2 separate regions of the Homo sapiens genome follow, and region 1 is linked to region 2. A link is an interaction called in ENCODE POLR2A ChIA-PET data of the cell type or tissue named here. Cell type or tissue: PC-9. All regions are shown on one strand. Links, peaks and the distances in the headings refer to the core of each region. The heading gives the core; the rest is flanking DNA. Region 1 overlaps MAML2 (mastermind like transcriptional coactivator 2). Region 2 overlaps MAML2 (mastermind like transcriptional coactivator 2).

The links. ChIA-PET counts read pairs that join two places held together with the same protein. Peaks named below come from ENCODE experiments on the same cell type or tissue, not always from the same donor. Only the 100,000 strongest peaks of a DNase experiment are listed, where the experiment ranks them.
Region 1: POLR2A ChIA-PET joins it to region 2 with 5 read pairs; 2 of 35 experiments call an interaction of 5 or more read pairs at or near these places.

What each region holds. Positions count from the first base shown.
Region 1 is chr11:96,277,282-96,281,682 of GRCh38, reverse strand. All of the region lies in intron 1 of MAML2 (mastermind like transcriptional coactivator 2), which reads left to right. Among named protein-coding and RNA genes, the nearest start is that of MIR1260B, 62 kb to the left of the region's middle. RefSeq lists an enhancer at 1,902-1,961. In PC-9, for the core only: no CTCF peak of the experiment used is centred there; DNase peaks (open chromatin) are centred at 1,962 and 3,082; H3K27ac peaks cover 3,356 bases.
Region 2 is chr11:95,989,349-95,993,749 of GRCh38, reverse strand. MAML2 (mastermind like transcriptional coactivator 2) reads left to right here. Exons shown (of 5, transcript NM_032427.4): 3 at 2,027-2,230. Among named protein-coding and RNA genes, the nearest start is that of MTMR2, 67 kb to the right of the region's middle. In PC-9, for the core only: no CTCF peak of the experiment used is centred there; DNase peaks (open chromatin) are centred at 1,899 and 2,459; H3K4me3 peaks cover 890 bases; H3K27ac peaks cover 2,788 bases.

The sequences.
Region 1 (4,401 bases), core at 280-4,279, 290 kb before region 2:
GCCCATACTGATCAGTAAGTCTTAAACTGGTGATCCCCTCTACTTCATTGCAAAACTCATTGATATCCCCAAAAATCAAAGGCATATTTTAATATTTCTCAAAACCAGGGCTGCTAACTCAGCTGACAAACAGGGAAAAAAACTATTATTCCTTTTCCCTCAACCAGTGCCTCCCACTACCCTGCCCAGACCCCAGGGATTCCTGGGCAGATACCACTGTGGGCTACCCTAGCCAGCCTTTTGCAGCCCCATTCCTGCTTGCTTCCCCACACCTCCCCAGCCAGAGCAGACCTGGACCCCAACAGAAATATTCACCCCTAGCGGCAACACTAGCACTCTCTTGGACAAATGTTTAGTGATCTATCCATCACCTGCCACCAGACCCCACTTCCCTTCCATCAGTGGCTATTCTCTGTTGACTGACTCTTCCCTGGAATCACCTTCACATGGTGATTTGTGGGAATTACAGCTCCCATGTTCTTCTGGGTTGTTAAATATTTTGAATATTACCCCCATACATACACTTTTTATGATAATCAGCTTGAATGTTCAGTCTTTTGATACATTTTAAAAGAAAATTCTTAAGTACACATGATTTGAAAACTTGCAAATAATGCATTAATTTGCATTTTAATATTAATGATGCTTAATGTACTCACTACATTGGAAAATACTGTTACAAGTTTTATTAGTTCATTCATCTGAGAGTTAAACTGATATACATATACATTGTTCTTACTTTGTATCAAAGATATGCAAAATACTTGAGTACAGAAGTAATGATGAAGTACCTACCCCTCTGGGAGCTTATAGCTTAAAATGGGATATATATGAGATAAATGAGAAAGGTTTATACCACAGAATAACATTATGTAAATCAATTTAACCAAATAACAACACCAGAGGGAAAGGACTTTTAGCTACCACTCATCATTATGTCCCAATATAATGTTCCAGTTCATGTTGCAAATAGGGCAGCACCCTGGCTATTGTGTGGTAGTCTGTAAGTAGTGAAATAGCTGTGGGGTAAGGCAGTGAGTCTTTCACCTTAGGGAGGGTGCGAGCCCAGACCCACTTGACCATCTATCACAAATCTTGCTGAAGTTCTAAGATCCCTTTCAACTACAAATTTTCATGCTTCCATAGAATCATCCCTGACCTCAGGAAAAAATACAAAAATGGAACAAACAAAACAGAATAGTAAAACCTGAAGTAAGAAAAAAAGAAATGAATTTGACATTGTACAGATCAGGAGAAAGAAAGTTCATTAACAGTTTCAAGATCCCTGCGTTTTCACCCAGCAGGAAACAAATTACCATGAGTTAAGGTGGGGAAATTACTGGCAATTCATTGCCTTCTTTTAAAGACTTTAAAAAAAAATGAGTAAATAATTTTAGACTATTACCCCCTTTCCATGAGAGATACACAGCTAGTTAAACTGCCATGCATATTAATTTTTTGTTTTCATTTTATTCCACCTACCAACTACACAGTGTCTGCTTTCCAAAATTAGTTTGAAAGCCAATGACCTGTGTTTGAACTGGGTGAAATAGCATAGCAGTTCACACCTGGAATAAAAGAATGATTGTGTGTGAGTCTGTTAATGGCTGTGTAGAGCTATATCTCTATATGGAGCTATATAAAAATATATTTTATACATGCCAGATTCATTTAGACTTGAATTGACCCTGTGGTAAAGCAGCAGGAATAAAATATTTTTTTGATAAAGCACTCACTCAAATAGAGAAATGAGCTCTTGCAGTTACCATTTAATCTGTGACTTCTTTTTGAGATGCAGAAAAACTCCATTATAAAGTGCTCAGTTCATCCAGGGACACAGACACACTGTGGGTTATAACACACCCTCATCTGCATGGTGAGGTACATGAGTCAGCTGCTCTTCTCTCAGGAGGGTGGCTTTAAAGCTCCACAGTCATGCATGCTGCCAATTCCAGATTGTCCAAACCTGTAGGTTAGCAAGGACACAGGTGAGCCATAGGTATGACATGTTCATAAAAAGAAAAATATATTTTAATACAAAACATGTCAGGGGAGTGGAGAGTGTCAAATTGAGGACAGGAGAGACCTAGATTCAATGCCATAGTTCTTGGCTAATCTCTGAGAAGCTTGTTAGTCACCCTCTTTCTCCTTCCCTTACTCTCCTGTATCTTCCCTTACATACTGCATAGTCCCTTGTAATTTACAAGACATAAAATACTTCCTTTGTTCATCTGTATACTGAATGTAAGAATGAACAAAAGGTCATCATAAGGACAGCCTGTGAGTTTATGCACTGCATACTGCAAATGACCCACTCCAGCAATGGGAAGACACCCCTAACATTGCTTCTCTCCTTATAACGAAAATATTATTCATCATCAGCTTTAAAATGGATCTTCTCACTCTGTGCAGTCTCCGTGGTAACGTCCCATAAGCCCAGGGTTTTAAGACCTTTCTCCTGTGCTCTAAGCCTACATATCTAACTGCCTAATGGCCTTTCCACTTGAATGACACATCATTCAGTTTCAGTGTCCTAAACTGAAGTTTCAACTCCAAGTCTGTTTTTTTCTCTTGTAGTCTTCATGTCAGTCAATCAGTCTTTTATCCTAACCAGAAATATGTGAGTTCTCATGGATTCCTCCCTCTCACTCACTTTTCAGTTCTATAATCACCCAGTTCCTACATTGTTTGCATCTTAAATATCTCTTCTAGTCCTCCCTTCTCCTTTATACCCACTGCCACTGCCACAATGTTAGCTCCTTCAGATCTCATATTTTCTCACTTTTATTGCTATAGACATACCCCCCGCAGTTATCCTACCTCTAGGCAAATCCCTTCCAAAATGCAGCTGCCAGTGTGATCTTTGTAAAATGCTTTTATGATAAAGTTCAAACTCATTAGCAAAGCACACAAAGACCTTTGTGATGTGGTATTGCTGAATTAAACTACTGGCAGCCCTAGAAAGGTAAAGTGTATTTGATGCTTCTGTGCTGTTCCCTTAGCCCAGAAAGCCCTTCCAGTTTCTGTTTAGTAAAGTCCTATTCATCTTTCACTACTCAATGAGTCATAAGTAATCCCATTAGGAAAGCCTGTGTGATCTACCTCCTCCCTAATTTGCCAGCTTGAGTTTGCTTCACCCCTTCATAATACTCAGTCAATCATAATGTCTTATAATCCATCATAGCACCTCACACAATGAACTCCAATGTCTGGTTTGTTGGGATGTCCGCCTTACTACATTGTAAGCTTCTTAAGGGTAGAAACCAGTTCTGATAGGCTTAGGGCAGTGACCACCAACAGAAAAAGTACTTGGTAAATGTCTAACACAATCTGTTTTACTTTTTCCAGAGCACGAGGCATGCATGAAAGAGATTAATTTACTCCACATGGGAAGTTACTACCCAGGCTTACCAAAAGGTCAGGTTTATATAAAGTGGCGTTCCTTTTTTTCCCCCTTAGTAAGACATTAAAAAAAGAAACCACAATTGAAAAGCCAAGAGCTATCTGTGATACGGAATATGAACACAGAATCAGATTCTCATAGCAGCTAAGCTGTTCCCCAGGCAGTGGTTCTCAAGGTGTGCTTCCAAGAACAGCAGCAGCAGCGGCATCACACATGCAAATTACTGGACTCTGCCCCAGATCCACAGAATTGGAGACTGGGGATGGGGCTTAGCATTCTGTTTTAACAAGTCCTCCAGATGATTCTGTTGTGTATCTAGCTTGAGAATCACTGCCCTGGAGAATGGAAAAAAAAAAAAAAAAGTTCCCACAGAAGGGTTTTAGCAGTTCTAGAGCACCTACTATGTGCCAGGCCATTTATTTTGTTTACCTTATTAACTTTTTCAGGATACTAAATTAGTACTTCAGGATTTAATTCTTCTAAGATATCTTTTATTCCATTTTAAATTATTTTAGAAAGTTCTAATTTTTTTTTTTTTTTTTTTTTGAGGCAGAGTGTCTGTTGCCCAGGCTGGAGTGCAGTGGCATGATCTCGGCTCACTGCAACCACAAGCGATTCTCCTGCCTCAGCCTCCCAGATAGCTGGGATTACAGGCGCTTGCTACCACGCCCTGCTAATTTTTGTATTTTTAGCAGAGACGGTGTTTCACCATGTTGGCCAGGCTGGTCTCAAACTCCTGATCTCAGGTGATCCACCTGCCTCGGCCCTCCCAAAGAGCTGGGATTACAGGCGTGAGCCACCGCGCCTGGACAGTAAGTTCTAATATTTGATAGTAGAATACAGTGATTGTACTTAGCAACAATATTTTGTATATTTCAAAGTAATGGAAGAGAAGACATGAAGTGATACCCACAGATACAAATGGTAAATACTCGAGGTGACAGATACCCCAAATACCCTGACTTGATCATCTCTCATTCTGTGCGTGTAACAAACAC
Region 2 (4,401 bases), core at 88-4,087:
CCAAGGCTTTCGGCTTGTGGCTTACTTACTTACTTGTTTATTTATTTCAGCTCGGCACATAGTTAAAGAAAGAGAAAGAAATAAAAAAGATAATTTCCACAAACAGTGTACCTACCACCTCTACTCATGTGGTATCATGGGAGTTGCTTTGTGGTTTTTTGTTTGTTTGTTTTTGTTTTGAGACAGAGTCTTGCTCTGTCACCCAGGCTGGAGTGCAGCGGCACAATCTCGGGTCGCTGCAACCTCTGCCTCCTAGGTTCAAGTGATTCTCATGCCTCAGCCTCCTGAGTAAGTAATTGGGATTACAGGCATGTGCCACCACACCCAACTAATTTTCATATTTTAGTAGAGATGGGGTTTAACCATGTTGGCCAGGCTGGTCTCAAACTCCTGACCTCAGGTGAACCACCTGCCTCGGCCTCCCAAAGTGCTAGGTTTACAGGCATGAGCCACCGCACCCAACTCCCTGCTTAATGTTTTTATGTCTTGTAACCTTACATAGTTTAGTTGGTGAATGACAGATGGATTTTTTTTTTTTTTTTCTGGGCACAGTGCTTCATGCCTGTAATACCAGCACTGTGGGAGGCCAAGGATCTAGGATCACTTGAGCCCTTGACTTTGAGACCAGCCTGGGCAACATAGTAAGACCCCGTCTCTAAAAAAAATTTAAAAATTAGCCACCCTGTCTCTAAAAAAAATTTAAAAATTAGCCAGGTGGCGCACGCCTGTGGTCCCAGGCACTTTAGGAGGCTGAAGTGGGAGGACTGCTTGAGCCTGGGAGGTTGAAGCTGCAGTGAGCCATGATTATGCCACTGCACTCCAGCCTGGGTAATAGAGTGAGACTCTGTCTCTTAAAAAAAAAAAAGAGAGAGTTGGATTTCTTTTGTTCCCATGTATTCAGTGTTTCCCAAAGCATATTCCCTGGACCAATGAGTATCAGAATAACCTAAGGAGGTACCCTGATCTATAGCCTCAGAATCCCTGGGACAAGGCCAGGGCATCTGCCTTATAAGCTGATTCCCAGATCATTCTGATCAAAGTATAACAATTTTTGACTTAGTGTTTATATCATGTAAACTAAAATTTGATTTTACATTTTCTTATATTTATACATGTAAGCATTTCTCCCTCACTTGGGTGATAAATTCTCTAAGGTGATAACCATATTTTCTAGTCTTCTTGTAACCCTACTAGTGTACTAGTGTAGAGCTCAATCCTAAATACATCATTGGGAATTAATGAGAATATTCAACTGGGTTTAGCTTACTGTCTTGCAGAGTCCTGATCTGTCAATGCCAAAAAATTGGTAGAGACCTCAAATTAGAAAGGCAGTTCACCAATACCCAATATTATTTGATATACAGTTGAGTTTTTAATCAATATTTTCTCATTGTCAGTGTGTCGGGTATTCTTTTACTGAGATTCTTGCGCCGAGATACCTGAATTGTTGACTGCGGAACAAAATTTACAAGGCCCTGAGAAGTGAAGTCCTTTCCAAGTTTGAGTTTATAAAACAGAAACTTAGAGGCCTTCCTGCCTTTCTGTCACAGAAAGCTGGGTAAGGCAAAATGCCTTCTGTCCAAAATAGTTTCAACTTTTAAACACGTGAATTAAAACATGACTTTCATTGCAGGATCAGCAATGATACATGCTAACTTTGGGAAAAGGAAGGATTTGTTAGGTTATGATGTTTATTCCTGAGAAATTGAGAGGTTTGCCATATGTTTTTATGGTAGTTTTCTTTGAGGTTCCATAAACACCTTCTGGAATGTGGAGGTTCCACAATCAGAGTCCTCATGGGAGCTTTTCCAGTGCCCTAATGTCATTAACCCAGCTGCTTTGGTTGCTGTGTTATGCAATTATTTCTTCTACATTTAAAAAGCGATTCTCTGATCTCCAACCCATTTAACCATGTTTGATCTTTAATAAGATGAAAAATGTTTGGAATCTGAGTGTATGATCTTTGTGCTACATTTTTCTTTTTTTAATTCACAGTAGCTTTTCCTTCCCCCTTTCTCTTCTTTAGGATCAACACTCTGTGGTAGGCCAGAACACAGGCCCCAGTCCAAGTCCTAACCCCTGCTCAAATCCAAACACTGGAAGTGGTTACATGAACTCCCAGCAATCACTGTTGAATCAGCAATTGATGGGAAAGAAGCAGACTCTACAGAGGCAGATCATGGAGCAGAAACAGCAACTTCTTCTCCAGCAGCAGATGCTGGCTGACGCGGTAAAACTTTCTCTTAATTTCTACTGAACAAACCTGTTGACCCAACAGAGGGAGTTTATTCTTTTCCATTTATATTTACTGTGCCTACTTACGTGACAGCAACAAAGGTGTGCTGACTGTAAGAGAGGATAATTCCATACATTTAGTGTACTGCAGGAAGAAAAAAAAACCCAAACTTGATTTAACAACTGCTGGACACTTGGAATGCATGGCACCTCTGCTAACCAGCCCTGCCCAGCCCAGGAATGTCTAGAACAACCAACATGGGCATTTGAATCAGGCAAAAGAAACCAGTGTTGTTCCCCAGGCTTAAGGGGCAGAAACAGTAAACTGAACTTGAATCAACTCAAATCCAAACTGATTTTAGAGATAAGAGTTTCAAAAGCAATTTTAAAAGCCAACATGGAGCCTCAAAACCAAGATTTGGCTTCCAAAATAAAGCAACTCACAATGGGGGATTTTTTAAAAGAAAATGTAAAATACATTTCCCATTTGCACTGTATATATTAGGTTGATGCAAAAGTGATTGCGATTTTTGCCACTACTTTTAATGGCAAAAACCGTAATCACTTTTGCACCAACCTAATATTTGACTGTTTAAGAAAGACAAGATTGTGTTTCCCACACACTCTTCATGCATTAACCCTCCTTCAGTATTTATCTGCTCAGCCCTGGTTTCATTGCCTCCCTTCAAACTATTTGGCCAAATGAAATAAAAAGTAAGCATCTCCAGGTGAATTAGAGCTAAAGTATACAGAAAAGATAACAACAAAATCAAATAATTTTATATTCAAGGAGCTTTGTAGTGAGAGTCAGAAATGCAGGGTATCACAAGTGCTATAATTATTCAGTAAATAATAATTTGCAATGAGGGGAGAGCCATAAACAAGGCAAATCCTCTCTTCACCCTAGAGAAGCCTTGAGCCCACTGAGGATATGTCAGATAAATTGGCCAATTGTAATGCATGTGATTAAATGCCATACTCTGGTAACTACTAGAAATGATTTCAGAAAGAACTTTCTATCTACCGAATATCTGAAAGTGGAGTAAGAGATGAGTAGGAGGGTTATTTCAGCCAGAACAACCAGCATATTCAAAGACCTAGGGACAATAAAGGATACTACATATTATGCCTGCCAAGGTATTGAGTGTGCACGAGAAGGGGGAATTGATGGGTAAAGATGGGATAAGAAGCAGGAGGATAGGGCTTGAGAGGCCAGAATTTACATTAAAAAGCAACAGAAGAGATTTTAAGGATTTAACACAAGGGGAAGTACTAGATTCAGATTTGCATTATAGTAAAAGTATAAAATATACTAAAAAGTATAAAAAGTAAGAGAAAAAAGTATACTTTTTACAGTAAAAAGTATAAAAAGTAAGAGAAAATGTAATGGAAAGAAAGATTAAATCCAGCCTGCAAAGATTGAGGATAGTCTCCCAAAGAAGTAAAATTTGACATTGATTTTGAAGGACTGTAGGATTCTGATAGAGTAGGTGGGGTCCACTATTGTAGGTGGAGGGTGGAGCACCAAAAGGTGCAGCCTGGGTGTGAATTTGTTGGTGAGTTTGAGATTGCATTATGAAATATTTAATGCCTGATAAAAAGTAAACATAGTATAACAACCACACTTTTAAAGGAATTACAAGTGGAATAAGTTTCGTATTCAGGGCATGTGAAAAGAAATAGTGAGAAGTAAATTTATTTGACCTGGAATAAGGAATATTGAGAAATAAGATTACAGATGACGTTGAATACTGCCATAAGGTTTAAGGGAGTCACAGACTGGATCACAAAGTGACACAACTGGTTTCTTCTAGAAATCATAGTTTTGAAAACTCCAGTCCTCCCCCCTGTTCCCTTCCCCTCCCATTTTTATCCTTATAAGCTAAAGAACTTAGAAACAAGGACAGCAGAGAGAAAAATGTGTAATCTAAGGTTGACTTACTGGGTACACTTTCATCACTACCATCAATACTACTAATTTCATGAATTATAACACACAGAGGTTGATTTTCAGCTCTTGTTAAAAGGCAAGGAAGTGGTAGCATATACATTCCATGAGGGTCCTGGCCTGGCACTGGGCTAACTCCCACTGGGCCCCAGTTGAGTCACCACTAGGACAGGTGCAAAGGGCAGTGGCATAAACTGTGAGATGAATGAGAATGAGGC